Regions from separate parts of the Homo sapiens genome. Here region 2 is linked to region 1. Evidence: chromatin loops called from intact Hi-C (ENCODE). Cell type or tissue: left lung. All regions are shown on one strand. Each heading gives the region's core, and the rest is flanking DNA. Links, peaks and the distances in the headings are about the cores only.

Region 1 (16,551 bases), core at 4,809-12,808:
TCGGCTTTTAAGGAGTCCTCTTCAATGTGAATTTTATAATGATTAGTAAGGGATGACCTCTGGCTAAAGAGTTTCCCACATGCATTACATTCATAGGGTTTCTCTCCAGTATGAATTCTTTGATGTGCAATAAGTGATGAGCTTTGTCTAAAAGTTTTTCCACATGTATTACATTTAAAGGGTTTTTCTCCTGTATGAATCCTCTGATGTTGTATAAGAGCTGCACTTTGGCCAAAAGACATCCCACATTCTAAACATCGATATGGTTTCTCTCCAGTATGAATTCTCTGGTGATTACTAAGCGATGAGTTACACCTGAATGTTTTGTCACATTCGTTACACTTATAGGGTCTTTCTCCAGTATGCATTCTCTGATGTTGAATGAGAGCGGAACTCTGTCTGAAGGCTTTTCCACATACTTTACATTTACATGGTTTTTCTCCAGTATGAATTCGCTCATGAATAATAAGTGTTGAGTGGGAGCTTAAGGCTTTACCACATTCATTACAATTATACAATTTCTCTCCAGTATGAATTATTCGGTGTCTATTAAGTCGTGAAATAGAAGTAAAGCCTTTCCCACATTCATTGCATCTATAGGGCTTTTCTCCGGTGTGAATTCTTTCATGTTGAATAAGAGAGGCACTCTGGCTGAAGGCTCTCCCACATTCACTACATTTAAAAGGCTTCTCTCCAGTGTGAATTCTCTGATGATAACGAAGGGATGAGCTAGACTTAAAGGTGTTGCCACATTCATTACATAAGTAGGACTTCTTTCTGAGATGAATTTTCTGACTTCCAGAAAGGGAAGTGCTGTAACTGGATGCCTTCCTGCCTGGATTGTATTTATGGGGATTTTCTTGAGCATGGATTTTTTGATGTATAAAAAGCCCAGACCTTCGACTGAAGGATTTACCACATTCTTTACATCTATAGCATTTCTCCACAGTATGGGTCCTTAAATGCTTACAAAGGGATGCACTATGGCTGAAGGCTTTCCCACATTCTTTACATATATAGGGTTTCTCTCCTGTATGAGTTCTTTGATGTTGAATAAGAGCAGAACTTTGGCTGAAAGCTTTTAAACATTCTTTACATTTAAATAATTTTTCTCCAGTGTGGTTTTTCTGATGTTTACGAAGGGATGAATTGTGAATGAAGGCTTTTTCACATGTACTGCATTTATAGCGTTTCTCTGCTGTTTTGATTTTTGATTGGTTAAGTAAATTTGAATTCTGCTTGAAACTATTTCTTTGTATTTCACATTTTGATGGAGTTTTTTCTTTAGCAAATCTCTGTTGCTTAATGAAGACTGATTTCAGGTAGAAGTTTTGGCCAAATTCAACATTTTTATGGCTTCTATCTACAGTAAGGATTTTTGTATGGGCAACTGAAATTATTTGTAAATTTTCATTTTTGTCCTGCTGTTTCTTTAATTTCTCTTCATATATGCAGGATCTTTCTGATATGAAGTTCCAGGGTTCATCCCTTTTCAATCTTTTCCTTATCTGCTCCTGAAATGAATCCTGAGTTTGAGTTGACTTTGTCATTTTAGGTGTGCTCTTACATCCTGAAAAAAGAAAAAAAGAAAGCAACAGCCCATGATTCATGTGATTGGCTGAGACTAAATGTGTAGAAGGGATTAATTGTATCTCAGTAAGGGTTTGCTATATGACTAAAAGAGGATAAAATTCTAAAAAACACTATATAAAATAATGGATGACAGCTGAACTGATAAGTGAACAAATGAATAAAACAAACTCAGTTAAGGCGGGTGAGTGTGTAAGAGTGACCAAGAGAATGGAGCAGAAGGATCAGAGGAGGAGGAGGCATATGAATTTAGGAAATATAATCTAGTACCCAAAGCCTATGATGGACTCATAAATTACCCCATTCCTGTAATTATTTATACTCCTGAATGTCTTCCCTCCTTTTCCTACATTCTGAACTCCTTTGTATCCTTCAGACTCAGTTCAAATGTTAACTCCTCTGTGTACCTTTTCCTAACTTTGAGTTCCAACAACTCACTCCCCTTATTATAGCACTTATTATAGTACATTAAATGCATTTAAGTAAGGAATAATACACATCTAGAGATGCTGAGAAAATGTTCAGCAAAATTCAGCACCACAGACAATAAACACACTCAAGCAAAAATGAACTGAGGGATACTTCCTCAACATAATAGAATACATAGACCTTTGTCCTAAAGCTAGTATCTATTAAATACACTAGAGCTATTTCTGCTATGCTGAAGAACAAGGCAAAGACACCCATTATTTTCCCTACAATTTAACACTGTACTAGACATATTAACCAATGCAATCAGGCAATATAAATCAATTAGATATGAGTAAAGAGAAAGTAAAACTACCTCTATTTGCAGATAATATTAAAAAGTCCAGAGAATGGATTGAGACCATCCTGGCCAACACAGTGAAACCCCATCTCTACTAAAAATACAAAAATTAGCTGGGCATTGTGGCGCACGCCTGTAATCCTAGCTACTCGGGAGGCAGAGGCAGGAGAATTGCTTGAACCTGGGAGGTGGAGGCTGCAGTGAGCCGAGATTGCGCCTGGGTGACAGAGCGAGACTCCATCTCAAAAAAACAGTCCAGAGAATGAATGATAAAACTCACTGAAGTAGCTGGATATAAAATTGACATATTAAAATCAATAGCCTTCATTTATACTAAGAATCACAGTAAATTTACAAGTAATATGAAAAATCTATATAAGGGAAATTTTATACCAGTCTTGAATGACATTAAAGTATATCAGATGAATGACATTAAAGTATATCTGAACAAATAATCACCTCTCCTATTCTTGGATGTAATAACATTATACAAATGTCAGTGCATTAAGACAAGATACAGATAAGGATTTCTCAACCTCAGATGACATTTTGGGCTGATTTTTTAGTTGTGTGGATAGGGTGGGCTGCCCTGTGCATTGTGGAATGTTTAGCAGCATACTTTTGATCTCCACCCAACAGACATCATAGCACCTGCCCCTCACAATTCCTCCCTCCAGGCTTGCGACAAGCAAAAATCTTTCAAGACATTGACAAATGACAGAATCAGTCCTGGTAGATAATCACTGGAACAGATGAAACAAAAATGATCTTGAGTTGGCCAAGCGTGCTGGCTCACACCTGTAACCCCAGCACTTTGGGAGGCTGAGGCAGGTGGATCACCTGAGGTCAGGAGTTTGAGACCAGCCTGGCCAACATGGCGAAACCCTGTCTCTACTAAAAATAACAAAAATTAGCTGGACTTGGTGGCGGGCGCCTGTAATGCTAGTGACTAGGGAGGCTGAGGCAGGAGAATCACTTGAACCCTGGGGGCAGAGGTTGCAGTGAGCCAAGATCACACCACTGCAGTCCAGCCTGGGCAACAAGAGTGCAACTCCATCTCAAAAAAAAAAAAAAAAAAAAAAAAAAAATGACCATGAGTTGACAACTACTGAAATTGGGTGATGGGCTGGGTACAGGTACAGTGGCTCCTTCCTTTAATCTCAGCAATTTGGGAGGCCAAGAGGATCCCTTGAGCCTAGGAGTTCGAGATCAGCCTGGGCAATACAGTAAGATCCCATCTCTAAAACAAACAAAATAAATTAGCTGGGCATAGTGGCACTCATCTGCAGTCCTGGCTACATAAAAGGCTGAGGCAGGAGGATCACTTGAGCCCAGGAGGCTACAATAAGCCATGATTATCTAATTCCACTCCAGCCAGGGTGACAAAGAGACCCTGTCTTTAAAAAAAAAAAAAAAAGAGGAGGCCGGGTGCAGTGGCTCACACCTGTAATCCCAAAACTTTGGGAGGCTGAGGTGGGCAGATCACAAGGTCAGGAGATCGAGACCATCCTGGCCAACACAGTGAAACCCCATCTCTACTAAAAATACAAAAGTTAGCTGGGTGTGGTGGCGTGCCCCTACACTCCCAGCTATTCAAGAGGCTGAGGCAGGAGAATCACTTGAACCCAAGAGGCAGAGGTTGCAGTGAGCCAAGATCGTGCCACTGCACTCAAGCCTGGCAACAGAGTGAGACCCCGTCTAAAAAAAAAAAAAGAAAGAAAAGGAAAAAAAGAAATTGGATGACGAATACATGGGAAGTCATTATATTATTCTACTTTTTTGTTTATTTATTTTGAGACGGAGTCTCGCTCTGTCGCCCAGGCTGAAGTGCGGTGACGTGATCTCAGCTCACTGCAACCTCCACCTCCTGGGTTCACACCATTCTCCTGCCTCAGCCTCCCAAGTAGCTGGGACTACAGGCACATGCCACCACGCCCAGCTAATTTTTGTATTTTTAGTAGAGACGGGGTTTTGCCGTGTTAGCCAGGATGGTCTCAATCTCCTGACCTCGTGATCCACCCACCTTGGCCTCTCAAAGTGCTGGGATTACAGGCTTGAGCCACCACGCCCAGCCTATTCTCTCTACTTTTATATATACTCGAACTTTTCCATAACAAAACTAAAAATGAAGTTTTCTTCCACTTTCTGTCCTTCCTTGTAACAGGAGTGAGTGGGTTAATCTTTTTCCTTTTATAGCCCATGCCTACTAAGAAAGCTGCAATTTAAAAACTCTGGTTTCTGGGCCAGGCACGGCGGCTCACACCTGTAATCCTAGCACTTTGGGAGGCTGAGACGGGCAGATCACAGGAGGTCAGGAGTTCAAGACCATCCTGATCAACATGGTGAAACCCCCTCTCTTCTAAAATACAAAAATTAGCTGGGCATGATGGCGGGTGCCTGTAATCCCAGCTACTCAGGAGGCTGAGACGGGAGAATGGCTTGAACCCAGGAAACGTTGATTGCAGTGAGCCGAGATTGGGCCTCTGCACTCCAGCCTGGGCAGCTGAGCAAGACTCCATCTCAAAAAACAAAAACAAAAACAACTCTGGTTTCTGCAAAGAAATCAGCACACAGGCTGGGCACAGCGGCTCCCGTCTGTAATCCTAGCACTTTGGGAGGCCGAGGCAGGGAGATCTCTTAAGGTCAGGAGTTTGAGACCAGCCTAACCAACATGGTGAAACCCCATCTCTACTAAACACAAAAATTAGCTGGGTGTGGTGGCACATGCCTGTAATCCCAGCTACTCGGGAGGCTGATGCAGGAGAATCGCTTGAAGCTGGGAGGCAGAGGCTGAAGTGAGCCGAGATGGCACCATTGCACTCCAGCCTGGGCAACAGAGTGAGACTCCAGTTCAAAAAAAAAAGCAGCACACACAAACAACAAGGTCCTAAAAAATATATACTTTAAAAACATACTTTCAGCCGGGTGTGGTGGCTCACACCCGTAATCCCAGCACTTTGGGAGGCTGAGGCGGGTGCATCATTTGAAGTCAGGAGTTCGAGACCAGCCTGACCAATATGGTGAAACCCCGTCTCTACTAAATACACAAAATTAGCCAGGTGTGGTGGTGCATGCCTATAATCCCAGCTACTTGGGAGGCTAAGGCAGAGAATAACTTGAACCCAAGAGGCAAAGGTTGCAGTGAGCCGAGATTGTGCCACTGCACTCCAGCCTGGGTAACAAGAGCAAAACTCCATCTCAAAAAAACAAAACAAAACAAAACAAACAAAAAAACCTCCAAGTGGAAAATTTAAACATTTATCAAATGACAAAATGTATGTTTATTTCTTTTCAGAGCAAGAGTGGAAGTTTATTTTAAAAGGCTTTAGAACAGGAAAGAAAGGAAAGTATACTTGGAAGAGACCTAAATGGGCACCGAGGTTAAGTGCCATAAAATGTACATTTAAAGAGTAAATATCAAACAAAGCCTTCTGGGTAGCTGAAGATAATGATGGATGTGTGACAAGCAACCTATCAAAATCTCTTCCCCAAATGATAAGAATTAACTTCATAACTGTAACTTTTTTTTTTTTTTTTGAGACGGAGTCTCGCTCTGTTGCCCAGGCTGGAGCACAGTGGCATAATCTCGGCTCACTGCAAGCTCCGCCTCCCGGGTTCACGCCATTCTCCTGCCTCAGCCTCCCAAGTAGCTGAGACTACAGGCGCCCGCCACTACGCCTGGCTAATTTTTTGTATTTTTAGTAGAGACGGGGTTTCACCATGTTAGCCAGGATGGTCTCGATCTCCTGACCTCGTGATCCGCCCGCCTCGGCCTCCCAAAGTGCTGGGATTACAGGCGTGAGCCACCACGCCCGGCCTAACTGTGACTTTTATGCAAGACCTCACCCTCAGCATACTACCCAATAGACATCAGTAGCACCTCCCCATCAGAACTCCAGATGGTGGCATACTACTTACATACTTAAAGACAGAAAATGCCAAAAGTGCAAAATAAATGTAAGGTAAAAGAAAAAGTAGATGTCAGGGAAGATGGTAGAGTAGGAAGCACCAAGGTTCTATCTATCCACCTAGACAACTGAGGTGTCAGAATCTGTCTGATACAACTATTTTGAAACTCTGGAAACTATATGAAGGCTTGTAGCTTCTAGGGGAAGGCCTGGCCAGTCAAGTGAAATTAATATTAGTTGGCAGCAGCTACCCATCTCCAATCTCCTCATCTCATGGCTTGAAGCCGTACTAGCATCCCTAGCGTGGCCTTTGGTGGCCAAAGTGGCAATAAAGACCTTGTTCTCCAAATAATGGGGATCTGGGTTCTGACTGCAAATTACTGCTTTGAATCACGGAGGTGCAAACACAAATGCAGGCTGCCATTTTTGCAATCCCCACTGACCTGATGTGGCTTCCAGAGGATTTAAGGAACAGTGCCTACTTTTTTCCCCTTCTGTTCCCCTCTTTTTCTGCTTTGGGGAATCAGACATTAAGGATAAGGACATTTGGCCTGGTGGCTCACACCTGTAATCCCAGCACTTTGGAAGGCTGAGGTGGGCGGATCACTTGAGGTCAGGAGTTCCGAGACCAGCCTGGCCAATGGGGAAATCCTGTCTCTACTAAAAACATAAAAATTAGCCAGGTGTGGTGGTGGGTGCCTGTAATCCCAGCTACTCAGGAGGCTGAGGCAGAAGAATCGCTTAAACCCAAAAGGTGGAGGTTGCAGTGAGCTGAGATCACACCCCTGCAACTCCAGCCTGGGTGACAGAGTAAGACTCCATCTCAAAAACAAAACAAAACAAAACAAAGAACAACTGCACACATGGGGAATTTAGAAAGTCACTGCACAAGGCCAGGGAAAGACGTGGGCTCAGAAAAAAATGTGAGAAGACCTACAGGTTATACTTCAGGCTAATTCCTGGACTAGTGCCACCCTACAGCAATAAGAAAACAAAAACCAAAACAAAACAAAACCCAGCAAATCTTACAGAAGTGGGAAAATCTGATCCCGAGTTGCAACACTGTAAGACAAAAAAAAAAAAAGGCATAAAAAAATAGGAAAGTATGGTTCAGTCAATGGAAAAAAATAAATAGAAAACATCTATGGAGAAGACCAGATGGTGGCATGCTACACAAAGACAACTATCATAAAGATGCTCAGAGCTAGAGGGAAATATGAATGACTCATGAAAATAATGAACAAATCGAAGTATCAATAAAAAGAAAACAAAAAGAAACCAAGAGGAAATTCTAGGAGTTGAAAGCATAATAACTGAAATGAAAATTTCACTAGGGAAATTCAAAAGGTTTAAGCGGGCCATAGGAAAAATCAACAAAGTTTAAGATAGGAAAATTAAAATTCCTTGAGTCTAAGGAAGAAAAAGTAGAAAATACTTAAAAAGTGAACAGAACTTAAGGGCCATGTAGGATGCCATCAAGCAGGCCGAAATATGCATCGTCCTGGGACCCTCGCATGGTCACACCAGCCCTGCCTAGGCTCTCGGGCCAGTAGCAGCTCTGTACTTCCCTAGGTCAGAGCTCCCGAAGGGAGAGGCAGGCTGCTATTTTTGCTGTGCCACAGCCCTCACTGCTGTTGCCCTCAGGCTCTGGAGGGGGCACAGTGATTAGGGACTGGAACAGAACTCCAGGAAGTGCACAGCTGCCTCACAAAACGCGGCCAGACTGTTCCCCACACGGGTCCCCATTTCCACTTCTCCTCACTGGACAGGGCCTCCCGACCTGGGACTCCAGCACAACCATCAAGCCTACCTGAATGCTTCAGTTGGAGGTGGCTCTGCATTTCTCTGAGGAGGAAATCTGAGAGAGAACCCATAGCCCCTCCACCACTATAGCTAAAATGGTACCACACTATCCACCCTTGGGTTGGGAAGGAACACAGGGCCCGGTCGCTACACTGGTACCTCTAGTACACTACAGCCACCATATGGAGATGAGCCCAGTCTCTCTACCTTGTGAGCTCCCATAGCCAACTCTTCACCAGGCAGGGACCCTGGCTTTGGACAGCAGAACAGCCGTCCCTCCCCTGGCTGAGCATTCCCACTGGTAGTGGCTCTGTCTTCCCTGAGGAAGGACTCCCAGAGGCAACTGATAGCCCCTATGCCACTGCCACAGCAGCAGTCCTACACCTGCTGCCCTCAGTCTGGGGAAGAAACAGTGAAGCCTTCATCTGGGCTTCTAGCATGCCACAGTCACCATATGGACAGGAGCCCAGTCTCTTCTCCCTGTGAGAACCAATCCCTGACTCTTCACCAAGTAGATCCCCCACCTCAGGCCAGCAGGGTAGCCACCTCGCCCCTCGGCTGAAGATTCCCAGTAGCAGTGGCTCCATGTTTCTGAGGTGGAGCTGACAGAGGCAACCGAAAGTCCCTCTGTCACTGCCACTGCAGTGGTATTGCCCTTGCTACCCTTGGACAGAGGAAGGAACAAAAACCCTGAGTACTTCAGCTGTACCTCCAGGAAGCTGCAGTTGCCATAAGCAGCAGTCAGTCTGTCTCGCTGGTGACCTCCCTTCCCCTGCCAGCTCCTCCTGCTCCTCACCAGGCAGGGCCTCCTTCCCCATCTTGGGCACAGGGCAGTCACCCACCCTGGGCCGACTGCACTGATTGACAGTGGTTCTGCATCTCTTTAGGGTAGAGGCCCATAGACAAGTGAAAGGCTCTCTGCCACAACTACCACCAACCGGAGTCCCTTCCCCTGTTGCCTCCAAGCTAGGAAGCGAACATAAACCAAGATCACCCCAGAGCTATGGTGGGCAGCCTGGCAATGCTAAGCTGAGATGTGCAGCCAGCACTCGAGTGGGAGAGGAGCCCACATTTTCAGAGCACTGAGGGGCACGGCTGCAATCTTGAGGAAATACAGAGGAGTCACATAGCTGAGTAAGAGCCTACCTACTGGCCATAACACTTAAGCCCATCTACCAGACCACAGCCCAAACTTTAACACCAAAATTACTTTGCTAATATACCCCTCTGTGAAACTAGGACAAGAATTCAGCTACAAATAAACACCCTGCATAAAACACTGGCCCTCTGAAAACATTCAAAAAGAAGTCAACTGACTATACTCAAATTACATCACAGTTAATGAAACATTAAGCTCACACAGATGAAAAAGAACCATCATGAGAACTCTGGCAAATCAAAAACCCAGGGTGTCTTCTTTCCTCCAAAAGACTGCACTAGTTTCTCAGCAAGGGCTCCTAAGCGGCTGAAATGACAGAAACAGAACTCAGAACATGGACAGGAACAAAGATCATAAAGATTCAAGAGAAAGTTGAAACCCAATCCAAGGAATGTAAGGATTACAGTAAAATAATAGAGGAGGTGATAGACAAAATGGCCATGATAAGAAAGAACCAAACTGATCTAATAGAGCTCAAAAACATACTACAAGAATTTCATAATGCAACTGAAATGCAGAACAGACCAAGCTGAGGAAAAAATCTCAGAGCTCAAAGTCTGGCTCTCTGAACTCAGCCAGATAGACAGATAAAAATAAAGAAAAAGAATAAAAACCAATGAACAAAACCTGAGAAATAAGGGATTATGTAAAGAGACAAAATCTACGACTCATTGCCATCCCTGAAAGAAGTGGGGAGAAGGCAAGTAACTTGGAAAGCACATTTCAGGATACTATTGTCCATGAAAACTTACCCAACCTTGCTTGAGAGGCCAATATTCAAATGCAGGAAATGGGCCAGGCATGGTGGCTCATGCCTGTAATCCCAGCAATCTGAAAGGTCGAGGCAGGTGGATCACTTGAGGCCAGGAGTTCGAGACCAGCCTGGCCAAAATGGTGAAACGCTGTTTCTGCTAAAAATACAAAAATCAGCTGGGCATAGTGGTGCACACCTGTAATCTCAGCTACTCAGGAGGCTGAGGCAGGAGAATTGCTTGAGCCCAGGAAGTGGAGGTTGCAGTGAGCAGAGATCGCACCACTGCACTCCAGCCTGCCGGACAGCAGAGTGTGTGAGACTCCATCTCAAAAAAAAAAAAAGAAAAAAAAAACAGAGGACTCATATGATGAAAACTACAAACACTGATGGAAGAAAATAAAAAAGACCTCAATAAATAGAACGACATATCATGTTCACAGATTGGAAGACTAAACACAGAAAATTGATATACAGGTTTACTGCAATTCCTATCAAAATCTCAGCAAGATTCTTTTTGTAGAGATTGATGATTATTCTAAAATTCATACAAAGAACTACAGTAGATAAAACTTTCTAAAAAACAACAAGAAGTAATCACTTTACCCAACATTAAAGCCTGTATATATACAGCAATCAACACTGTGTGGTATTGGCAGAGGAACAGAAACACAGAACAATGGAACAGAAAAGAAAACCCAGAAACAACCCAACACGCCCAAGTGACTTTTGACAAAGGCACCAAAGAACTCCGCAGAGGAAAGACGACTTCAACAAATAATGATGGAGCAACTGAAGATTCGCATGCAAAAAAATGAACCTCGCATCTAACACAAAAATTAACTCAAAAAGTGTCATGAATATAAATGTAAAATGTAAAACTACAGCACTTCTAGAAGAACATGGCAGAAAATCTTCATGATCTAAGTACAGGCAGAATTCTTACATTTGACACCAAAAGCACAATCCATAAAAGGAAACACTGATCAACTGGACCTCAGTAAAATTAAAAATTGTGTTCTTCAAAAGAACCAGTAAAAACGATAAAAAGACAAACTACAGAGTAAGAGAAAGCATTTGTGAACCACATATCCGGCAACTACTATCCAGCATATATAAAGATCTTTCAAAACTCAACAGTAAAAAACTCCAAAATAACTCAACTAGAAAATGAACAAAATACCCAGACATTTTATTAAATAAGAAACACAGGCCAGGTGTGGTGACTCACGCCTGTAAGCCCAGCACTCTGGGAGGCCGAGGTAGGCGAATCACTTGAGGTCAGGAGTTTGAGACCAGCCTGGCCAATAAGGTGAAACCCTGTCTCTACTAAAAATGCCAAAAATTAGCTGGGTGTGGTGGCATGCACCTGTAATCCCAGCTACTCGGGAGGCTGAGGTATGAGAATTGCTTGAACCCAGGAGTCAGACATTGCAATGAGCTGAGATCGCACCGCTGTACTCCAGCCTGGGTGACAGAGCAAGACTCTGTCTCCAAAAAATAAAAAATAAAAAAAAGGAAATACAAATGGCAAATAAGCACATGAACTATGTCAAACATCAACAGATGTTAGCAACACACAAATTAAAATCACAATGTATTTCACCATACACCTACCAGAATGGTTAAAATAAATAGTAGTACCAAGGCAAAATATTGGCAAGGATGTAACAACATTGGATCATTCACATGCTACTGGTGAAATGTAAAATGGCACAGCCACTCTGGAAAACAACTTGGCTATGTCTTCAAAAACTAAACCTACAACTACCCCATGACTCAGCAATTCCACTCCTGGGCATTTATCACACAGAAATAAAAACTAATTTTTGCACAAAAACCTGCACATGAATGTTTATAACAGCATTATACTTAAATGCCAAAAACTGTAAATAATCCAGATGTCCAACAAGGGAATGGCTATACAAACTATGATATACTCTATGGAACACGACTCAGCAATTAAAAGAAATGAAGTACTGATGTATACAACTACACAGATGAATTTCCAGAGATTTATGTTAAGTGGGGCAAAAAAAAAAATCCCATAACGTTGTACACATTTTATTATTCCATGTATATGACATTCTTGAAATGATAAAATTATAGAACGGAGAACACATTAGTGATTATCAGGACTTCAGGAAAAGAGGCAGGGAACAGGGGCAGTGAACAAGAGGGAAACAGGTGTGTGTAAAAACGGATACCAGGAGGGATCTCTGTGCTGACTGAAGGGATTTTTCTGTATCTTCACTGTATCAATGTCAGTATCTTGGTTGTGGTATTATACTATGGTTTTGGAAATGAGTATAAGGGACATAGAATCTTTCTATACTACTTCTCACAACTGCATATAAATCTACTATTATCTTAAAATAAAAAATTTTCTAAAAAAAGTAAAATTCCCCTGCAAAGTAAAAATATCAAACTCATACCATCCTCCAAATCTAATCTCCTTCCAGTGGTAGTATCTCATTGAATGACACCGGCCATCCCAGAACAAACCAGAAACAAAACAAGCATCCCTGACAACCCTATCTCGTTTATCTTCCACATCGAATCCAAGTCCTGCTGGCTGTATCTCCTGGACATCTCTGGGACTGGTTCACTTCTTTCTGTCTCCAACACCACTAACCTAGTCCAAGTCACTCGTGCATTCATTATACAACTGGACGCCTACCCTGGCCAGGGACTGTTTTAGGTTCTTGGAAAACAGGAGTGAATGAATGAGGCAACCCCTCCTACAGCAGCTTACAATGCAGAGGCAGAGACAGATCATGAAGAAACAGGTCTATTACACAGCGCTAAGCATGGAGAGGGAAAATAAAGCACGGTGAGGAGATGGCGTGGGGGCTGCAGGGCTGCGTGTCAGATGATCTGTGCCTGTGTGAGCCGAAGCCAGTGCAGCACAAGGAAGTGAGTGAGCCACATGGACGCATGACTGCCACGAAGAACAGTCCCAGACAGAAAAAAGCAGGGCAGAGGCCCTGAGTGGGGGCCTGCTTGGCCCCCCTGACAAACAGCAGGGCGGCCAAGGGTGATCAGAGGCCTTGAATGAAGGGCAGAGTGGAAGGAGCTAAGGGTGAAGAGGTAGCCAGGGCCAGACCATGTAGGTCTCTGAAGGCCATGATGGGGACTTTGGGCTATACTGTATGGGATGGAAACCAACGGAGATTTTGAGCACAGAAGCAATATGGTTGATTTACTCTTTAAATAGATAATTCTGGAAGTTATGAAGAGAAGAGATGTTGGTAGGAGGGGAGGGGCAGGGCATATGTACGAGTCTTTGCTGGCAAACAAGAAAAAGACTAACTCATACAAATTAAACCGGACTATACTGGGTAGGTGCGGTGGTTCAGGCCTATAATCCCAGCATTTTGGGAGGCTGACATGGGAGGATTGCTTGAGGCCAAGAGTTCAAAGAACAGCCTGGGCAGCATAGCAAGACCTCCATCTCTACAAAAACAAGTAAAATGCAATAGGGCTACAGGGCATTGTGGCCACACTTCCATCTTGTAAGCAGTCACTTTTTAAAACATTCCAGGCCATGTCATCAGGGCTGTTGCTAAGCCCCACAGCATCCTGTGCAAATCAGGAAAAGACAGTCCTCCCTGTGTGCAGTTGCTGCTTCAGCAAACCTTGCTGAGCAACCCCTCCGTTCACCACCCTGCACCATTCAGCCTACCCAAGATGGCTTCTTGCAGTAAGAAAACAAAGCAGGCCGGGTGTGGTGGCTCACGCCTGTAATCCCAGCCTTTTGGGAGGCTGAGGGGGACAGATCATTTCAGGTCAGAAGTTCGAGACCAGCCTGGCCAACATGGCAAAACGCGGTCTCTACTAAAAAAATGCCAAAAATTAGCCCGGCATGGTGGCGTGTGCCTGTGATCCCAGCTACCGGAGAGGCTGAAGCACAAGAATCGCTTAAACCTGGGAGGAGGGCACTGCAGTGAGCTGAGAATCACGCCAATGCACTCCAGCCTGGGCAACAGAGCAAGAGTCCATCTCAAAAGAAAATAACTTTGTACAAGTATATTTTGAGGCTACTGGAGGTTCGAGAGAGTCCTATCATGGGGAGCATAAGTTTTTCTATCACTGGCTGTTCAAAGGGTAGGTTTTTGTCTAAAATATTTTTTTTCTTTTTTAAAGTTATATAAACACAGACAGGGTCTATGTTACCGAGGTTGGTCTCGAACCCCTGGGCTCAAGTGATCCTCCCACCTTGGCCTCCCAAAGTGCTGGAATCACAGGCGTGACCCACCTCACCCAGCCTACAGGTTGAGTTTTTGGTTCGAGCTAGAGTTAATAATCTGAGATAATTCCAGGAACATCCCAGTCCTTCAACCACGCTCTCAATGAAGTGAGCACTCATGGGAAAAGGAAGCTGTCCTGGGGCAATCTTAGTCCAGGCAGACAGGAGCCCCACCAGGGGTGCAGCAGAGATGCAAGCACGTCAGCACCCTAGGAATGCCATCTGACTTCCATCTGACAAAAGGAGGACGAAGGTCATCCCACCAAGAGCAATCGGGCAGGAAACAGCTCTGACGTCCTTTCTTACTCAATCAACTGCTCAGGGTTTTCCCGCAGGGCCATCCTCCCCAATCTGAAAAGGGACTGACTGACAACACTATCAGGTGCCCGGCATCCCTCTGGACAACTCTGCACTCGTCATATTTTCAGCCTGTTAATACTTCTCTCTAGAGGGGAGACTTACTCAGCCATCAGGTGCTCCCTAGTTAAAGGGAAAGGGAACAACTCTTTCTTTCTTCCTGCTCTTCCACACAAGATTCGGCCCACACATAATGGCCAGACTGACGCCCCTCTTAAATCTCACCTGGTTCCCTGCTGCTTGCATTCGGCTTACTTTGTGGTGGTCTCTGGCAGTTCATTAAATTTTAATTTAATATAAAATTAGTGTATTTCTACCAAAGGAGATTAAAAACACAAGTGTGGTTCCCCTTTTTAAAAAAAAAAGTTCAAGCTATCATCACGAGAAAGCTCTCCCCAGCACAGGGGCTATGGGGACCAAAGCTGCCTGCCGTGCAGCTCCTCGCTGGGCCCGTGGCACAAGGGGCCATCACTGAGCCCTCTGGACTTGACAAGCCCTGCACTGTGGCGGTCAGGTTCCTCACATGCGCTGGCAGCTGCAGAATGCAGCCTGGGCCTGCCCTGGGCTACTTATGGCTCCTCAGAGCCTATGCTTAGCTCTCAAGCACCAACCAAACTCTATGACAAGGCCCGCGGCTCTCTTCGGTGCCTGGCTCTACCTTCTCCTCACTGGCTTTACTTCTTTGGACCTTCACGAACACCATTCTTTTTTTTTTTTTTTTGAGTTGGAGTCTTGCTCTGTCACTAAGGCTGGAGTGCAGTGGCGCGATCTCGGCTCGCTGCAAGTTCCACCTCCCGGGTTCACGCCATTCTCCTGCCTCAGTCTCCCGAGTAGCTGGGACTACAGGCGCCCGCCACCATGCCCGGCTAATTTTTTGTATTTTTAGTAGAGACGGGGTTTCACCATGTTAGCCAGGATGGTCTCGATCTCCTGACCTCGTGATCTGCCCGCCTCGGCCTCCCAAAGTGCTCGGATTACAGGCGTGAGCCACTGTGCCCGGCCACAAACACCATTCTTTAGGCCTGAGCAATTCTTCAGTCCTTTGATCCCAGGCCCTTCCACAGGGAAGCCTTTGCTGATGCCACCTGCCTGCTCTGCACTCTCACAGCACCGAGTGTCTTTCCCACGTGGTCCTCACTGGAATGTGTCCTTCTGTGCCTTGTGTGCAATGAGTGTGTTCACCTTGTCCCCCACTAGATCGTGCACTCCAGAAGCAGGAGACCTGTGTCCCTTTCTGCCCAATGCTATACAAAGCTGTGGGCGAGGGTTCAACCTTGATCCCCCAGAGCCAGAGCCCCCCCAGTTCAACCACTCTCAGTCCCCCACTGCCACGATGGCCCCTCCCCGTTTCTCTCCTCTGATTACTTCTCGGGCTCTGTCAGATTCCTCCTGCTTAAGCACCTCGCAAATGCTGTTTCCTGAAATTCGGGCCTCCACTTGGCCCCCTCACCTGGCCAGCTCCAAGCTTCTAATGCCCGTCATGCTGATGGGCTCCCTGACCTCCCTTGAGTCTCGGCCCTGTCACTTACACACCTGCCCACCAGGGTTCCCCACCTGACGACTTCACTCACATCTCAAGTGAAATCCATCCCACACCCAACTGCTCCTGTACCCTGATCACGTGGGCGCCACCTCCTCCCTCACGAACTCACGGCAAGTGCCTTCATCCAGGCCCTTCCACCTCCTGCCTCCCTCCATGATTGCAATTGCTCTGCAAGGCTTCCTGCCTCTAGTTTTGCCTCACTTTCAATCACGATACTCCCAAAGTGACCATCTGTATTAAATTCGAATCACATAGCAACGTCATGAATATATTCTCTTTGTGAAAAATTAAAATGTTACATGTAAATAACATCCCCTTCCATGGACCCATTCTCAATCCCATTCCAAGTGTAACTAATGTCACCAGCTAAGGTGTGTCCTCCTAACCTTTCTCTCTGCTTATGTGCACATTACACATACATG
Region 2 (16,551 bases), core at 5,163-13,162, 160 kb after region 1:
AGTGAGGACCACGTGGGAAAGACACTCGGTGCTGTGAGAGTGCAGAGCAGGCAGGTGGCGTCAGCAAAGGCTTCCCTGTGGAAGGGCCTGGGATCAAAGGACTGAAGAATTGCTCAGGCCTAAAGAAAGGTGTTCATGAAGGTCCAGAGAAGCAAAGCCAGCGAGGAGAAGGTGGAGCACCCGAGAGAGAGCCACGGGCCCTGTCACAGGGTTTGGTTGGTGCTTGAGAGCCAGGCACAGGTTCTGAGGAGCCGTAAGTAGCCCAGGGCAGGCCTAGGCTGCTTTCTGCAGCCGCCAGCCCATGTGGAGAACCTGACGGCCACAGTGCAGGGCTTGTCAGGTCCAGAGGGCTCAGTGATGGCCCCTTATGCCATGGGCCCAGCAAGGAGCTGCAGGGCAGGCAGCCTCGGTCCCCACAGCCCCTGTGCTGGGGAGAGCTTTCTCCTCCCTGAAGAAAGGTGAGATTTTTTTATATGGGAACCACACTTGTTTATCTTTTTAACTCTCCTTTGGGAGAAATACACTACGTGGTCTGGCCCTGGCTACCTCTTCACTCTCAGCTCCTTCCACTCTGCCCTTCATTCGAGGCCTCTGATCACCCTTGGCCGCCCTGCAGTGTGTCATGGGGGGCGCCAAGCAGGCCCCCACTCAGGGCCTCTGCCCTGCTTTTTCTGTCTGGGACTGTTCTTCGTGGCGGTCATGCGTCCATGTGGCTCGCTCACTTCCTTGTGCTGCACAGGCTTCGGCTCACACAGGCACAGATCATCTGACACGCAGCCCTGCAGCCCCCACGCCATCTCCTCACCGTGCTTTATTTTCCCTCCTCGTGCTTAGCGCTGTGTAATAGATCTGTTTCTTCATGATCTGTCTCTGCCTCTGCATTGTAAGCTGCTGTGGGAGGGGTTGCCTGTTTCATTCACTCCTGTTTTCCAAGAACCTAAAACAGTCCCTGGCCAGGGTATGCGTCCAGTTGTATAATGAATGCACGAGTGACTTGGACTAGGTTAGTGGTGTTGGAGACAGAAAGAAGTGAACCAGTCCCAGGGATGTCCAGGAGATACAGCCAGCAGGACTGTTAGACATGGAAGATAGAGGAGATGGGGTAACAAAGAAAATAAAAGCAAACAAAAGGGAGATGGGGTTGTCAGGGATGCTTGCTTGGTTTCTGGTTTGTTCTGTGACGGTTGGTGATGTCATTCAGTGAGATAGGAACACTAGAAGGAGATCAGATTTGGAGATGATGTAAATTTGGTTTTAGATTAATTGAGCTGTTTTTGGTTGACCTAGTTATCCCAGTGGCGATGACAAGTAGTGTTGATTTCGGAGTACAGTACCTCAAAATGTAGACTGAGCTTGAAATGTAAATTTGGGAGAACCTGATCAATATAGGGTGATTGAAATAATGGGAGAGGATGAGTTGGCCTAGGGAGAGTGTTCACATTACAGTAAGAGTAAGAAAGAGCCTAAGACTGAATCTTGAGGAACTCCAGCATTTCAGGAAGCCAGGCAGAGAGAAATGAACCCATAGGGAAGACAGGTAAAAGCGTACTGTAAGGAAAATCAGGAGAGGCAGGTGACATTGGAGGCAAGGCTCATGATGGAATGGTAGCAGTAGATGGGGAAAAGTAGACGAATGTGAGGCAGATTTAGATGGCAGAATAAACAGGTCTTGGTAATTGATTAGATGAGGGGGCTGAGGGAGGGAGAATTATTAAGGATAACTCTTAAGGTTTTGATTCAGAGGTGGTGCCATTTACAGAGACAAGGGGTTGACCAGGTCGGAGGGAAGAATCGTGAGTGTGGTTTTAGGTGTGTTGACTTTGAGGCATCTGAACTGCTCTTTTGAGTAGGTCGTCTGTAAGGGGGAGTCGAGTATGGGAGATATCTTGCTTAGAGGATGAGTCTATGATTGAAGTTGCCTGTGGAAAGATGCAGAGTGAGAAGAACTGGGGGCCTAGAACTAAAGCTAAGGCACTCCAAGGATGATAAACTGTGGTACGTCCACACAGCTGTAAAGTGGAATGAGGAGGACCTCTGTAACTTCTACTATGGAGTGATCTCCAGAATGTGAGAATAAGTGCAGAACAGCACAGTTAGTACTGTTATCTAAGAAAGGTGGGTGGGAATACCAAGAAAAGTGTGTGTGTATTTACTTACACTGTCATGGAGCACATAATGTTTCAGTCAATGATAGCCTACATATATGATGATGCTCCCATAGATGATAATACTGCATTTTTCCTGTCCCTTTTCTATGTTTTAATATGTTGAGATGCACAAATACTTACAATTGTGTTACAGTAGCCTACAGTATTCAGCTAAGTAACATGCTGTATAGGGGTATAGCCTAGGTGTGTAGTAGCCTATACCATCTAGATTTGTGTAACACACTCTGATGACTGCACAACATCGCCAACAACGCGTATCTCAGAACATATCCCAGTCATTAAGCAGTGCAATTATTTTTTTTAGAAAGATAAAAGCAAAAGAAAAAAAAGGAGATCAATAAAAATGGTTATCTCTAAGGTGAAGGAAGAAAAAGGATGGAACAGGGGTAGAATCTATGACTTTTTGAGGTCTCAAAATTTTGACTTCAGAACTATAAAAATGGTTTATAAAATTATAAGACAAAATTAAACAAAAATGAGAAAGTACCCCCTACATATTGAAAGCAGAATGAAACAACCCTAATTGTGTTCCAGGTTGGTGGCTTAGCCACAAAAAGAATTATTTGAATTGCCTTTACATTGCAGCAGTTTGACTTATTAGTGTAGGTATTCTAGGGGCAAAAGTAACTGCAAGCAGTGGTGTTAATTTTGATGGATGTGCTAAGAGCGGTTTTGATGTTTTTACAGATGAAATGATTTTGCTGTCTGGGATGTGCTCTAGCATAACCTAGTGGACGAGATGAAAGGGTTTGTGTTAGTTTGCTAGGGCTCCATACTGAAGTACCACAAGCTTCGTGGCTTAAAACAGTAGAGATTTACTGTCTCACAGTTCTGAAGGTCAAAATCAAGATATTCGCAGGGCCCCGCTCCCTCTGAGACTCTGCATAGAATTCTTCCTTGCCTTTTGCTAGCTTGTAGCGATGGCCAACTTGGAGATCTCCGTGGCCTGCAGCTGCATCAGTCCTATCTGTGCCTCCGTCTTCACACTGTGTTCGCCCGGTGTCTTCACATCATCTTTCCTTCTGGATGCCTGTGTCCAAATTTCCCCAGTTTACGGGGACAGCAGTCACGCTGGATTAGGGCTCACCCCAATGACTTCATCTTAATTTGATTGAACGTGCAAAGACCATATTTTAAAGTAAGGTCACGTTCTGAGGTCCTGGAAGTTAGGACTTCTACGTCTCTCTTTTGAATGATGCGGTTCAGCCCATAACAAGGTTGTCAATAGAATAGTGTTGCTGGTTATTGAAACTGGCTGGAGATTCACTGTACAATTCACACTACTTTTACATATGCTGAAAATTTCTATGTTAAAAGCTTTAAAAATAAGAGTTACCACAACAACATTTCTAAAACAGCTTTTCTCTTTTCCACCAGCACAAAGATGATAGAGGATGTTTACAAATAGGCAGTACTACCCCCATCATGGTTTATGTGCAGTTCCCAGCAGATTGCTCCTTGAGTTCTCTGACTCTAGAAAACCTTGTGAGACTGCAAATGCAAGTGACATTTTTTTTTTTTTTTGAGACGGAGTCTCGCTCTGTCGCCCAGGCTGGAGTGCGGTGGCGGGATCTCGGCTCACTGCAAGCTCCGCCTCCCGGGTTCACGCCATTCTCCTGCCTCAGCCTCCCAAGTAGCTGGGACTACAGGCGCCCGCCACTACGCCCGGCTAATTTTTTGTATTTTTAGTAGAGACGGGGTTTCACCGTTTTAGCCGGGATGGTCTCGATCTCCTGACCTCGTGATCCGCCCGCCTCGGCCTCCCAAAGTGCTGGGATTACAGGCGTGAGCCACCGCGCCCGGCCGCAAGTGACATTTTTATAGGTGGAGCTTTTACTCTGACTAGCTATAGGATAAGGTGGGGGTGGATACTTCAGCAAATAAGTCTGGAAAACTGACTTGCATTCAAAGACTTGGGTGCTGCCTTCAGCCCTTGTGCTACCCCTTCATCTAGCCTATGGCGATTCCTTTCACATCCTATCTTATATGTCAATTCTTACGAAACACTCCAGCAGCGTCCTGCTGCACCCCTTTTCTACCTGCACCCTCACTATCTAAGGACAGTTGGATATGATTCTAAGCTCGTGTTCACGTCCATTTCTAGCTTATGTTTCTATTGTAGAAATTGTCACATTGTATTGTGATTACCTACTGATGTCTTCATTTCTAATGTCTGACTATAAACTCTCTGAAGAAATCAACTGTTCCTTTTAATTACTGGATCCGTAGGGAACTGTGGATCACCGATGCCTAGGATAGAGCCTAATACATAGTAGGTACTTTTTAAATATTTGATAAATTAATAAAGTAAGGCGTGACCAATGCTTTTTGAAATAACATGACCAATTCTGTGTATTAAGAGGGGTAAATCCAGTGGGAAATAATACTGGAAAGGCAAGAAACAGGTCAAAGGAATAACTTAAGATCAGGAGCAAGTCACTCTACAGTGAGGAGATCCTGAACTTAGACATATTCACGATGGCTTATTAGAGACATTTTAGTGATGAGATTTAAGAGAATGTGCAGCCTGGGCAACACAATGAAACCCTGTCACTACGCAAGATAAAAATATTAGCCAAGCTTGGCAGTGTGCACCCGTAGTTCCTGCTGCTCAGGAGGCTGAGGTGGGAGAATCGCTTGAGCCCTGGAGTTTGAGGCTGCAGTGAGCTATGATGGCACCAGTGCATTTCAGCCTGGGCAACAGAGCAAGACCCTGTCTCTCAAAAAACAAAAAAATGAAGATTTTGATGACTGCCTAGGGAAGAGAAATTCTAAGATAAAACTAAGAATTTACGGTAAATTAACTGAAGAGATGATGGTGTCATTTTGAACTGGAAAACATATAAAAAAGGTTTGAAAAGGAATGCTCTGGGTTCAGATTTGGACAGGCTGAATTTAAAAAGAAAGATACACAAGTGGAAATTCTAACCGGCAGTTGGAAAGACCTCTGTAAAGTATTTTTCAGGATAGTCGTACACATAAGAGGTGTGGGAGTAAATGAAATCATCCAGGGAGATAGGGTTGAAGAAACACTCTCTGGGTGTAGTGAGAGTCCAGGTGGAAGAGTCTAGACCTGATAACAGGAAGTGGTCAGGGCAGTGGCCATCAGCAAGATGATTCTGGCTTCTCAACTTCTGACCTAGGTCTTCACCTTGTTTAACAGGTAGCTGAGGACTGGGCTTGATTCTAGGAGGAAGCAAAGGTTGAACTGCACCTCAGGAGACCTATTTGTAGGCCTCTAGAAAGTTCTAAACAGATCATAAGGAAGAGTCAGGATATCCACAATCCAAAACTTACGTCTGCTTCTGTGAAAAACATGATTTCAGGACTAAAATATTGGCACTTTAGAGTTGGGATGAGTTTTCCAGAATTGATAATGGACTTCCGAGTCGTAATCATATCCATTAAAAAATAAAAGCTCCCCATGTCACATTTGCTTACTCTCCTTTAGAAACTGTTGAAAAGGGTTTCTGCTCTTGATGTTTCTATTTTCTCACCTCCCATTGTTTCCTCCATGCACTCCAGCTGGGCTTTCTTCCTTATAATTCCACTGATAGCTCTGTTATTAAATCCCAAACAACCTCCGTCTTGCCACAATCAGGATTAAGTTTTTAGTCCTCAAATTATTTGCCACAGTTATTCACTCCTCCCTGAAGTACTTCTTCCCTTGGCTTCTGGAACACTGTACTCTCCTGATATTATTCTTCTTAACCTCGTAATATTTCAGTGTCTAAGTGATTCCTTTCAGTTCTTCAGCTTTAAATCAAACCCACATGCTGCTGACCCCCAAATGCCTGTCTATAGCTCTGACCTCCCCCAGATCTCCAGAATAATAAATACAATCTAGTATTTCAGTATCTTCCTGCAACTCTATTAAGGCATCTCAGCCATCACAAACATACCAGAAACAGAATGCCCCCTCAGCCTTGCCCCTTTCCTGGTCTTCCCCTTCTAGCCTTGCCCCTTTCCTGGTCTTTCCCTTCTTGGTGGTTGGTGGCAGCTCTCAGAATTCTGGCTAGAAACCTAGGCATGATCCCTAACTTTCCTGTTTCCCTCTCAGCTTCCTGGGAGTCCTGAGTCTTGTTATTCTTGGTCCCGCTAGCTCTTCCTTCACTGTACAGCCTGGCATAGTCATCTGTACCTCCAGCCCTTTCTCACGTGAAGAGCTGCAGTAGCTTCTTCAGTAGCCTCTCCCCTCCCTGCTTCCACTGGTGCCCCAGCGTAGTCGGTCCACGCAGCAGCCAACTCAAATGAACACATAATTCCCCAGTGGCTTCCCGTAGGCTTAAATTCCAGTCCTTAGGATGACCTGGGCCTTAGAGGATTTGTCCCCCACCTCCTGCTCCACTCTTTTGTTTTTTATTTTTTGTTTACTTTTTTTTTTTTTTTTTTTGAGATGGAGTCTCACTCTGTCGCCCAGGCTGGTGTGCAGTCATGTGATCTGGGCTCACTGCAGCCTCTGCCTCCTGGGTTCAAGCAATTCTCTGCCTCAGCCTCCCGAGTACCTGGGATTATGGGCGTGTGCCACCACACCCGGCTGATTTTTGTATTTTTAGTAGATAACAGATTTCACCGTGTTGGCCAGGCTGGCCTTGAATTCCTGATCTCAGGTGATGCACCCACCTCGGCCTCCCAAAGTGCTAGGATTGCAGCTGTGAGCCACCACGCCCGGCCCCGTTCCAGGCTTATTTTATCATTTCACCATTTTCCCTCTTCTCGCTCTACTCTGGCCAGTCTCTCTGCTGTTCCTAAGTCAGCCTCACTTTTGTGTGTGTTGGTTCCTTTGCCCAGGGAGCTCTTGAGCACTTTCTTCAGCTATCCACATGACTTTTATTACGTACTTGTTATTTGTCCCTTCATCCCCCTCCTTCCCCAGCACATGCGCACACTCCAAAGTATAAGCTCCTTAAAGGCTGGAACCCTGTCTTATTGAATACATTATCTGCATTCCCCAGAACATTACCTGGCCCATAGTAGGCACTTAATGAGTACTTGTGAATGGAAAGGATGCTGCCAGCATATGTAAAGATAAACAAGTCAAGTCATGGAGTGCTCCTGAAGCTGCATGTAGTTCAGCATACCTGGCAAGAAGCCAGGGAAGAGGGGGTGAGGACAGGTGGATAAAGGTCAGATCAGATAGTACTCTATTCACCATGTTAAGGACGCCTAAGAGTCTTCAAGACTCTTAAGAGACTTCAGATGTGAATCATTGAAAATCTATTGGAGGACCTTAAGGAAGTTTGCCACATAGTAAAATATTGATCTTAGAAAGATTGGCCGGGCATGATGGCTCACACCTGTAATCCCAGCGCTTTGGGGAGGCTGAGGTGGGCGGAACATGAGATCAGGAGTTCGAGACCAGCCTGACCAACATGGTGAAACCCTGTCTCTACTAAAAATACAAAAATTAGCCAGGTGTGGTGGCGCACACCTGTAATCCCAGCTACTTAGGAGGCTGAGGCAGGAGAATCACTTGAACCTGGGAGGGGGAGGTTGCAGTGAGCCGAGGTCGCGCCACTGCACTCCAGCCTGGGTGACACAGTGAGACTCCATCTCAAAAAAAAAAAAAACCACAGAGATTATTCTGGCTGCAGTGTGGAGACTGAATTGGCAGAGGGCAAGACTAGTTAGGAGATTATGGTAGAGATAGTAATGCATGGCAAACAAAATACCACTTAAGTACCTGATCCCCGTGCTCAGGGCTGTAGCAAAGGTGAGGGACCTTTCTTTACACTAGGCCTAAGGCAGGTTCTGTATCATTGCCTTACAAGCTAGAATCCAAGTTGCAGAATCTTGCTGCTGCCTTCTTCCCAGCACATATATTAAGCCTAGAAACAACGACCGATATTCACAGGGAAAAAGCACTTCATTTTTGCCACTGCCCCCTCCATATATTTGGCCTAAATAATGTATTAAAATTTGATCACTTAATTTAGCAAGACTGAAACGGAGAAGGAACTAGGAAGGTGTTAAGCATAAAGTTAAGAAACTCTGCTTTCCCTTACAGTAAATAGTATAAAGATATAAGGCATGTGAAGTTAGTCAGGGAGGGTGTGTGGAGTGAAAAAAAAATCCAAAACCCTAGGGAATACCATTATTTAAAGAAGGAATGGAAGAAGAGTTATCCATGAAGGGAACTAGTAAGTGAACACTAATAAGGGAAAAGCAAGATGTATTGTGTTTGTTAAGCAGAAGTAATTTGTAGATGTGTGAAAGTGACTGTCATACAGGAATCGCAAATACAGTGAGACACAAATGGTCCCTTTAAACAGTTACCTCTACCCCAAGAGAAGATGCTAAGACTATGTGCATAACCGTTCCCCTGAGAGAATTTACTATCTATTGAATTGTGTTCTTATCCAATTTTAATATTTCTTCACTTCTGTTCTTTACTTTTCCATGTTAACCATGCTTTATCTTATATATCCATGCCTGTCTTATTGTTGATCTTTGACTCTTTTCAGCCATCCCATGTAACCTCTCTTGCTTGATGCATGAGTAGGCTGCCTTCCTATCTTGCACCTCTTGGCTCTAGGCCTGTCTTGTGGCACCTCTTGTCGATTAATTCAATAACAGGGCCCTCCTGTTTGAACTGGCCCTGAAACCTCTCTAATCACCCATGTACTGGCCTAGGAGGCAACTTCTACAAGGGTCTGAAATGTGTATGTGTATGTATGTATAACACATGTGCATATTTGTATATATATGAAGTATGTATGTGTATGTATGTATAACACATGTGCATATTTGTATATATATGAAATACGTAAGAATATTTGACATTGTTCCAGTTAGGAATGTATAAGTAATTAAGGCAGATTAACAAAACATACAACTTTTGTATATAATTGGAGTGCTGTCAAGAGGATCTGTAGGAAAATAGGGCATTCTGATCTGCTTGTGAAGAACAGTTACTTCAGAAAAGGAAAGTGAGATACATACAGACATAGATATAGAACTATAATATACTATATATGTGTGCATATATTATAAAGGTCAGTAATACATATGTTTAATACTCTGGTAAGTGCTATAGTAAGGAGAAGGGACCGTGGCTGCTCAGAGTCAAAGGATTGAGAGAGTCCATTTTTGAACTGAATCTGAAGGATATAAGGGAATTTGACATGGGGTGGAGGGACTTTCCAGATTAAGAATAATTATATAAAGGCTGAGCACAGTGGCTCATGCCTGTAATCCAAGCACTTTGGGAGGCCGAGGTGGGTAGATCACTTGAGGTCAGGAGTTCAAGGCCAGCCTGGCCAACACGGTGAAACCCTGTCTCTACTAAAAATACAAAAATTAGCCAGGCATGATGGTGGGTGCCTGTAATCCCAGCTACTCAGGAGGCTGAGGCACAAGAATTGCTTGAAGCCAGGAGACCGGTTGCAGTGAGCCGAGATCGCGCCACTGCACTCGAGCCTGGGCGACAGAGTGAGACTGTCTCAAAAAAAATTACACAAAGAAGATAAATGTCAAAAAAAAAAAACAAAAAAAAATTAGGATTCCATCATGGGTTTTGGGTCCTAACCCCAAACTTCCTCTTTCAACTCATGATCCCTTTATAACCCTTTTCTCTGTTCTTCATTAGCCAATTCTTCTGGTCACTCTTTCTCACCCTCTTTAAATGGGTTTGCTTTATTTTATTCTTCACCCTAGTACTTAAATTGCTGTCAATTATATTTTATTATACTGTCTAACTGTCCTATTTTTTCTTTTTGCAATTTTTTTCATACAGATATCAGGGTCTTATTTAAATGTCACCAATATTTATTCCTTCTACACTTTTAGTCTCAGTAGTCAGATGCTATGATATCACATGAAACATTTTTGATTTTTTTTTTCCCTCCAGGATCGAAGAGCAGTCATAAAACCACAAAGTCAACGCAAACACAAGACTCTTCATTTCAGGGACTGATACTGAAAAGATCCAACAGGAATGTACCTTGGGATTTGAAATTAGAAAAGCCTTACATATATGAAGGCAGATTAGAGAAAAAGCAGGATAAAAAGGGAAGTTTTCAGATAGTTTCAGCCACCCACAAAAAAATCCCCACTATAGAAAGAAGCCATAAAAATACTGAATTGAGCCAAAACTTCAGCCCAAAGTCAGTGCTTATTAGGCAACAGATACTTCCCAGAGAAAAAACACCACCAAAATGTGAAATACAAGGAAACAGCCTCAAACAGAATTCACAATTACTTAATCAACCAAAAATTACAGCAGATAAACGCTATAAATGTAGTCTGTGTGAAAAAACCTTCATTAACACTTCATCCCTTCGTAAACATGAGAAAAACCATAGTGGAGAGAAACTATTTAAGTGTAAAGAATGTTCAAAAGCCTTTAGCCAAAGTTCAGCTCTTATTCAACATCAAATAACGCATACTGGAGAGAAACCCTACATATGTAAAGAATGTGGGAAAGCCTTTACTCTCAGTACATCCCTTTATAAACATCTAAGAACCCATACTGTGGAGAAATCCTACAGATGTAAAGAATGTGGTAAATCCTTCAGCCGAAGGTCAGGCCTTTTTATACATCAAAAAATTCATGCTGAAGAAAACCCTTGTAAGTATAATCCGGGTAGGAAGGCATCTAGTTGCAGCACATCCCTTTCTGGATGTCAAAGAATTCATTCTAGAAAGAAGTCCTACTTATGTAATGAATGTGGCAACACCTTTAAGTCTAGCTCATCCCTTCGTTATCATCAGAGAATTCACACTGGAGAGAAGCCTTTTAAATGTAGTGAATGTGGGAGAGCCTTCAGCCAGAGTGCCTCTCTTATTCAACATGAAAGAATTCACACCGGAGAAAAGCCCTATAGATGCAATGAATGTGGGAAAGGCTTTACTTCTATTTCACGACTTAATAGACACCGAATCATTCATACTGGAGAGAAGTTTTATAATTGTAATGAATGTGGTAAAGCCTTAAGCTCCCACTCAACACTTATTATTCACGAGCGAATTCATACTGGAGAAAAACCATGTAAATGTAAAGTATGTGGAAAAGCCTTCAGACAGAGTTCAGCTCTCATTCAACATCAGAGAATGCATACTGGAGAAAGACCCTATAAATGTAACGAGTGTGGGAAAACATTCAGGTGTAACTCATCACTTAGTAATCACCAGAGAATTCATACTGGAGAGAAACCATATCGATGTGAGGAATGTGGGATATCTTTTGGCCAAAGTTCAGCTCTTATTCAGCATCGAAGGATTCATACAGGAGAAAAACCCTTTAAATGTAATACATGTGGAAAAACTTTTAGACAAAGCTCATCACGTATTGCACATCAGAGAATTCATACTGGAGAGAAACCCTATGAATGTAATACATGTGGGAAACTTTTCAACCATAGGTCATCCCTTACTAATCATTATAAAATTCATATCGAAGAGGACCCCTAGAAAGTAGATTTGTATGTGTGAAAGCCTTAAACCAAAGCTCATCGAAGAATACATCCTTGAGAGAGATGTAATAAATGTAATGGATGTGAAAAAAACTGTAATAATTTAGCCCTCATTAGGTATTTAATTCCATGGATAAACCTCAGCTATATAATAGATATGAGGAAAGTGTTTGTGCCTGTCAGACACTTAAAAAAATAACCTGAGATGAAGAATTTACAATTGAAGACATTGACTTTAGCCATTTGTGAAATGGGTTTGCTTTTTCCCTTTTCCTACAGACGTATATGCTAGATGTCACGTGATCATCAGAAACAGATATCCGAGTGGGTGGGGAGGTGTGCTTTAGATTTCTCATTAGAAGACCACCAAACTGGTAATATTTTTATAGCATTTTAATAGCTTGATCAAATTGTACCTTTTTAGAGAAAAGGACCAAAATAAAAGAAAAATGAATTATGAACTACCTCTCAGTCTCTGGGGTTTGTCCTTTTCCTACCCTGATGTCAAACTTATGCATGGATTTCATTAAAAAAGAAAAAGAAAAATCTGGTCTTTTGTTCTAGTAGTTGTGAATTTTCTACTCAACTGTCTTAACTTGGTTTTGGATTTTATTTCTCTGAAGTCATTTATTAGGTGTACCAGTTATATGCCCTGAACTGTATTAGATAGAAAAACAGGCAATAATTTCAGGTTTAAAGCTACTAAATATGTATGTATGTATTTATTATTATTATTTTTATTTTGAGATGGAGTCTCTGTCACCCAGGCTGGAGTGCAATGGTGCGATCTCGGCTCACTGCAACCTCCGCCTCCCAGGTTCAAGCAATTCTCCTGCCTCAGCCTCTCGAGTAGCTGGGATTACAGGCACCTGCCACCACACCCGGCTATTTTGTATTTTTAGTAGAGACAGGGTTTCTCCATGTTGGCCAGGCTGGTCTTGAACTCCTGACCTCAGGTGATCTGCCTGCCACGGCCTCCCAAAGTGCTGGGATTACAGGTGTGAGCCACCGTGCCCGGCCACCCTAAATATGTATTTTTTAAATTTATAACGAACACATCAGAAGAACTTTCGCAAATCTAACACCTGTGGCAAACTCTTGAAAAGGACATTGCTATGGTCTCAATGTTTATGTCTCCCCCAAATCCCTGTGTTCAAATGCTAACCTCCAAGGTGATGGTATCATGAAGTGGGATGTGTGAAGAGGTGATCAGATCAGAAGGGCGGAGCCCTCAGTGCCCTTATCAGAGAGCCCCAAGGGAGCTTGTTCTGCCCTTCAGCCATGTGAAGGCACAGTGGTAAGATACCTTCTTTGAATCAAGATGGCCATAACCAGACACCAAACCTGCTAGCACTTTAAATGGGTTTCCCAGCCTCCAGAACTGTGAGAAATATTTTATTAGTTACCTAGTATGATGAGGTTATTTTGTTACAGCAGCCCAAACAAGACATGTGAATTGTTTCATAAACTTAGTGTAGTGTGACAGATCCCCTACCAGGTTACCTAAGGGTTTATATCCACTACTTGAGCCCTGAAGTCTGGACAGTAAGCAGAGGCCATGGTGCCCAGCTGAGGAGCAAGTGTCCCTGAGAACCCAAACATCCCAGAGTATCTGGGAACACACTAAGCAAACAGTCCAATCACACACGAGGCAAAGAGCCAGAAAACTGGCTTAAAAGCAGCTTAGAGGTGCGAGGTGGTGCAGATCTCCAGAGCTGTCCTGCTGCAGTCCAGGAGAGCCCTGTATGGAAGTCATAATAAACTCATCTGCTCATCAAGCTGGACTTGTCTGAGTCATTCTTTGGTCTCTCGGCTCCTTCCCAGTTTGAGGGGGGACATTACAGTCCTAAGTTTTTCTCAACAGTAAATATTTTTTAACTTTGGAGCAGGTACTATACAAGTTTACAAGTTTTAAAACTGTACAAGTTTTAAGACAGACACAGGCTTTTCTTCAAGAAGCCATGAATTGGGAAGGGGATGGAGTTGGGCTAGCAAATGAGCAAGCAGATTATATTGCAGTTTTTGTTGTTTCAGTAGGCAAATAAGTTATGACAATATGTTCCACTATGAAAATATTGTAAAGATTTGCACAGGATGAAGAAAGAGACTCATGAAGAAAGCCTGGAGACATCAAAGCTTTCCAGGGGCAATGATGCCTGGGCTATATTTGGGGAGAATAGTAGGAACTCCGAGGGAGACAGAAGCATTCCGATTAAGAGGAAACAGCATGCGCCAAACCACAGGTGGATAATAGGACATTTGGAAAACTTAATTTAGAACTAGTGAGCAGGAAAATGACAAATGTTAAAGCTCGAGTAGAAGGCAGAAGCCAAATCACAAAAGGCCTTATTTGCCAAGCTAAGGAGTTTGGATTTTATGGTAAAATCGGTGGAGTCAAAGATGGTAAGCAAGGGAAATTCCATAGAAGATAAGCGTATGGGGTTGAAGAAAGCTGATGACTGATGCCACCCAGGAAATCTGGGCTGTTTAAATTCAAGTAATAGGTAAATGAGGGTTCCAACTCAAACAGGGACAGCATTGATGGAGAACAGGAGACAGATAATCATGTATTAGAATAAATAAGGCATGGTTTTCATAGGCAAATAGGTGAGAGTGGCAAGTGAGGAGAAAGCTGACTCACAGGTAGGGTTGCCAAACGTCCTGTATTTAATGATTTTGTCCTGAATCCTGTATTAACTTTGTTAGGATGCCTTAAATGTATTCAGGGTTTCTCCCCTCATTAATGAAAAATCAGCACTTTGAGCTACGGTTCTGCTTCAGTAATTGGCGCTTAAATCGCTTAAGTGGCAATACAAGTTGGAAATCATACCTCCACAAATAAAGATCTGAACCATCTCTTATGTTTTATCCTATGTGTTTGACTGAGGGAAGGCAAAAGGGGGAAGTGAGAATAAAAGTACTTGTTTTCCGTATTAAAGAAAGGAAAAGACTGTTCTTTTGGCCAAATTCCTAAGTTGTAAAATAATCCCCAATAATTAGATCTTTGGATCAGTACACGTGGTCTGAAAAATCAATGATGGCCTCGCTGCCAGCAGCCATGCTTCTGAAATCAACTTCCTGACAGCCTCCAGCTTCTGAATGCCACTTGAGTGCTGCTTCTAGACCACGGTTGGTCAGCAAGTCCCTCCTTCCAGTGACCGTGCTTCTGGAAGTTAGCCAGTCGACAACCGTCTAATTCCAGTGACCACACTAACACGCTTGAAAATCTAACAGTCCATAAACATCCCTGCCTCTGAAAATTCGCCAGTCCCAGACACTGAGCTGCTTAAAATTTTGGATAAGATCAGCTCTGGCTTTCTTCAGGGATCCTGTTACTGCAAACACAGTTCTCCCTTGCAGGCATGCATCAAGTTCGACTTTTCTGTGTCACATATCAAGTTCAAGTTTATTGTTAGTTTGTAAGCTTCCAACCTTTCAATAGCTCAGCCTCAATTTATTGGTAATTATGCTTCACTCTTGTGAGTGAGATGATCGAAATTAGTATTTTCAATTATTGTTATTAACTTATTTTTTATTTTATATTTTGTGTTAAGGATACTTAATATGAGATCTACCCTATTGCCTATTTTCATTTATGTATATTTGAATCAAAATGCAAGTATAAGTTTCATGATTAATTTTTAAAATATTTGGTATCAGAGAAAAGATGTTTTGAAGCTCTTTCTACAGTACACAATTGTTCATTCAGTATTGAACATATTGGAAAGTCAGATATAAGGCAGGATATACTAACAGCTAAGCCTAAGTGATAGATGATTTCCTCAAATAGTGCTAAAGAAACGGATAAAGTAACAAATTTTCCGATGAAAGGAAATTCAGATAAAAATAAAACAACCATAGCAGAAATTGTAATGACTTTCCACACTCAATCTTTTCAGCTCAAATGACCAATGGAAACACACCAAAAGTATTTCCTGCTTCCAAAATTGCAAACGAATTTTCAAGTGCCAGGATAAAATCTGCAGTAATAAAAATGTAATCTTTCTGTTTACTATTAGAGACTATATAAAAGATCTAAAATGTCTCTTTTTACAGTATAACCCCAGATGCAAATAATCACAATGAGAATTTTTTTTTTTTTTTTTTTTTTTTTTTTTTTGCCTCTGCAATGTTTTTCTTTTGAAAACCTGTGCTTATAAAGCTATCTTATCCCTTCTAGATGAGACCTGGGAAATTGAAGCTTTTTGCAGAAACTAAATTGAGTTAATAAGTCAAATTGTATTCCTTTGGTTGATATAATACAAATACAAATTTATGTAGATGTGTAGAAGTGCAAACAATTTTTTTTTTTTTTTTTGAGACGGGGTCTCGCATTGTCGCCTGGCCTGGAGTGTAATGGTAAGATCTCGGCTCACTGCAACCTCCGCCTCCCGGGTTCAAGCGATTTTCATGCCTCAGCCACCCAAGTAGCTGGGATTACAGGCACCTGCCACCATGCCCGGCTAATTTTTTTTTTTTTTTTTTTTTTTTTTTTGTATTTTTAGTGGAGATGGGGTTTCACCATGTTGGCCAGACTGGTCTCGAACTCCTGACCTCATGATCCACCCGCCTCAGCCTCCCAAAGTGCTGGGATTACAGGAGTGAGCCACCGCGCCCCGCCAGAAGTGCAAACAATTGTTATTCAAAATTAAAGCAAAGCCTGAAGTAGGCTGTAGAAGGTGTCCTATCCATATTCTGCGTTTCTGCATGATGCTACACAGACAACCTCTGATAGCCATCCTATTGACACTGAAGTCATCATGAAATTGTTCCCTTCCTCGGCATTTAAACTGTTTAAACTGAGCAGTTAAAGGACTTTTGTGATTCTGTTGTCATTCGATATTCTTCTATTCTTCATTCTTCAATTCTCTCTTTCATTCTCTAGCACTCAGAAATTTGTTGGAACCCCCAGTTTCAACTACAACATGCAAACGGCTTGGAAGTAGTCACCCCTATCCTTATAAGAAAAA

The links. A loop is a pair of places that touch in the nucleus more often than their neighbours do. Peaks named below come from ENCODE experiments on the same cell type or tissue, not always from the same donor. Only the 100,000 strongest peaks of a DNase experiment are listed, where the experiment ranks them.
Region 2: it touches region 1 in a loop (2.4-fold over the local background); 4 of 110 quality-filtered maps call a loop at or near these places.

Annotation. Positions count from the first base shown.
Region 1 is chr5:178,867,728-178,884,278 of GRCh38, reverse strand. It overlaps ZNF354B (zinc finger protein 354B), which reads right to left. Exons shown (of 5, transcript NM_058230.3): 5 at 1-1,570. LOC107986493 (a long non-coding RNA gene) reads left to right here and starts at 8,223. Exons shown (of 3, transcript XR_001743039.2): 1 at 8,223-8,234; 2 at 9,930-9,933. In left lung, for the core only: no CTCF peak of the experiment used is centred there; no DNase peak of the experiment used is centred there.
Region 2 is chr5:178,707,088-178,723,638 of GRCh38, reverse strand. It overlaps ZNF354A (zinc finger protein 354A), which reads left to right. Exons shown (of 5, transcript NM_005649.3): 5 at 10,018-12,127. The coding sequence ends at 11,579. It also overlaps a transcript of MSANTD5 not described here. Among named protein-coding and RNA genes, the nearest start is that of ZNF354A, 15 kb to the left of the region's middle. RefSeq lists an enhancer at 1-296. In left lung, for the core only: no CTCF peak of the experiment used is centred there; no DNase peak of the experiment used is centred there.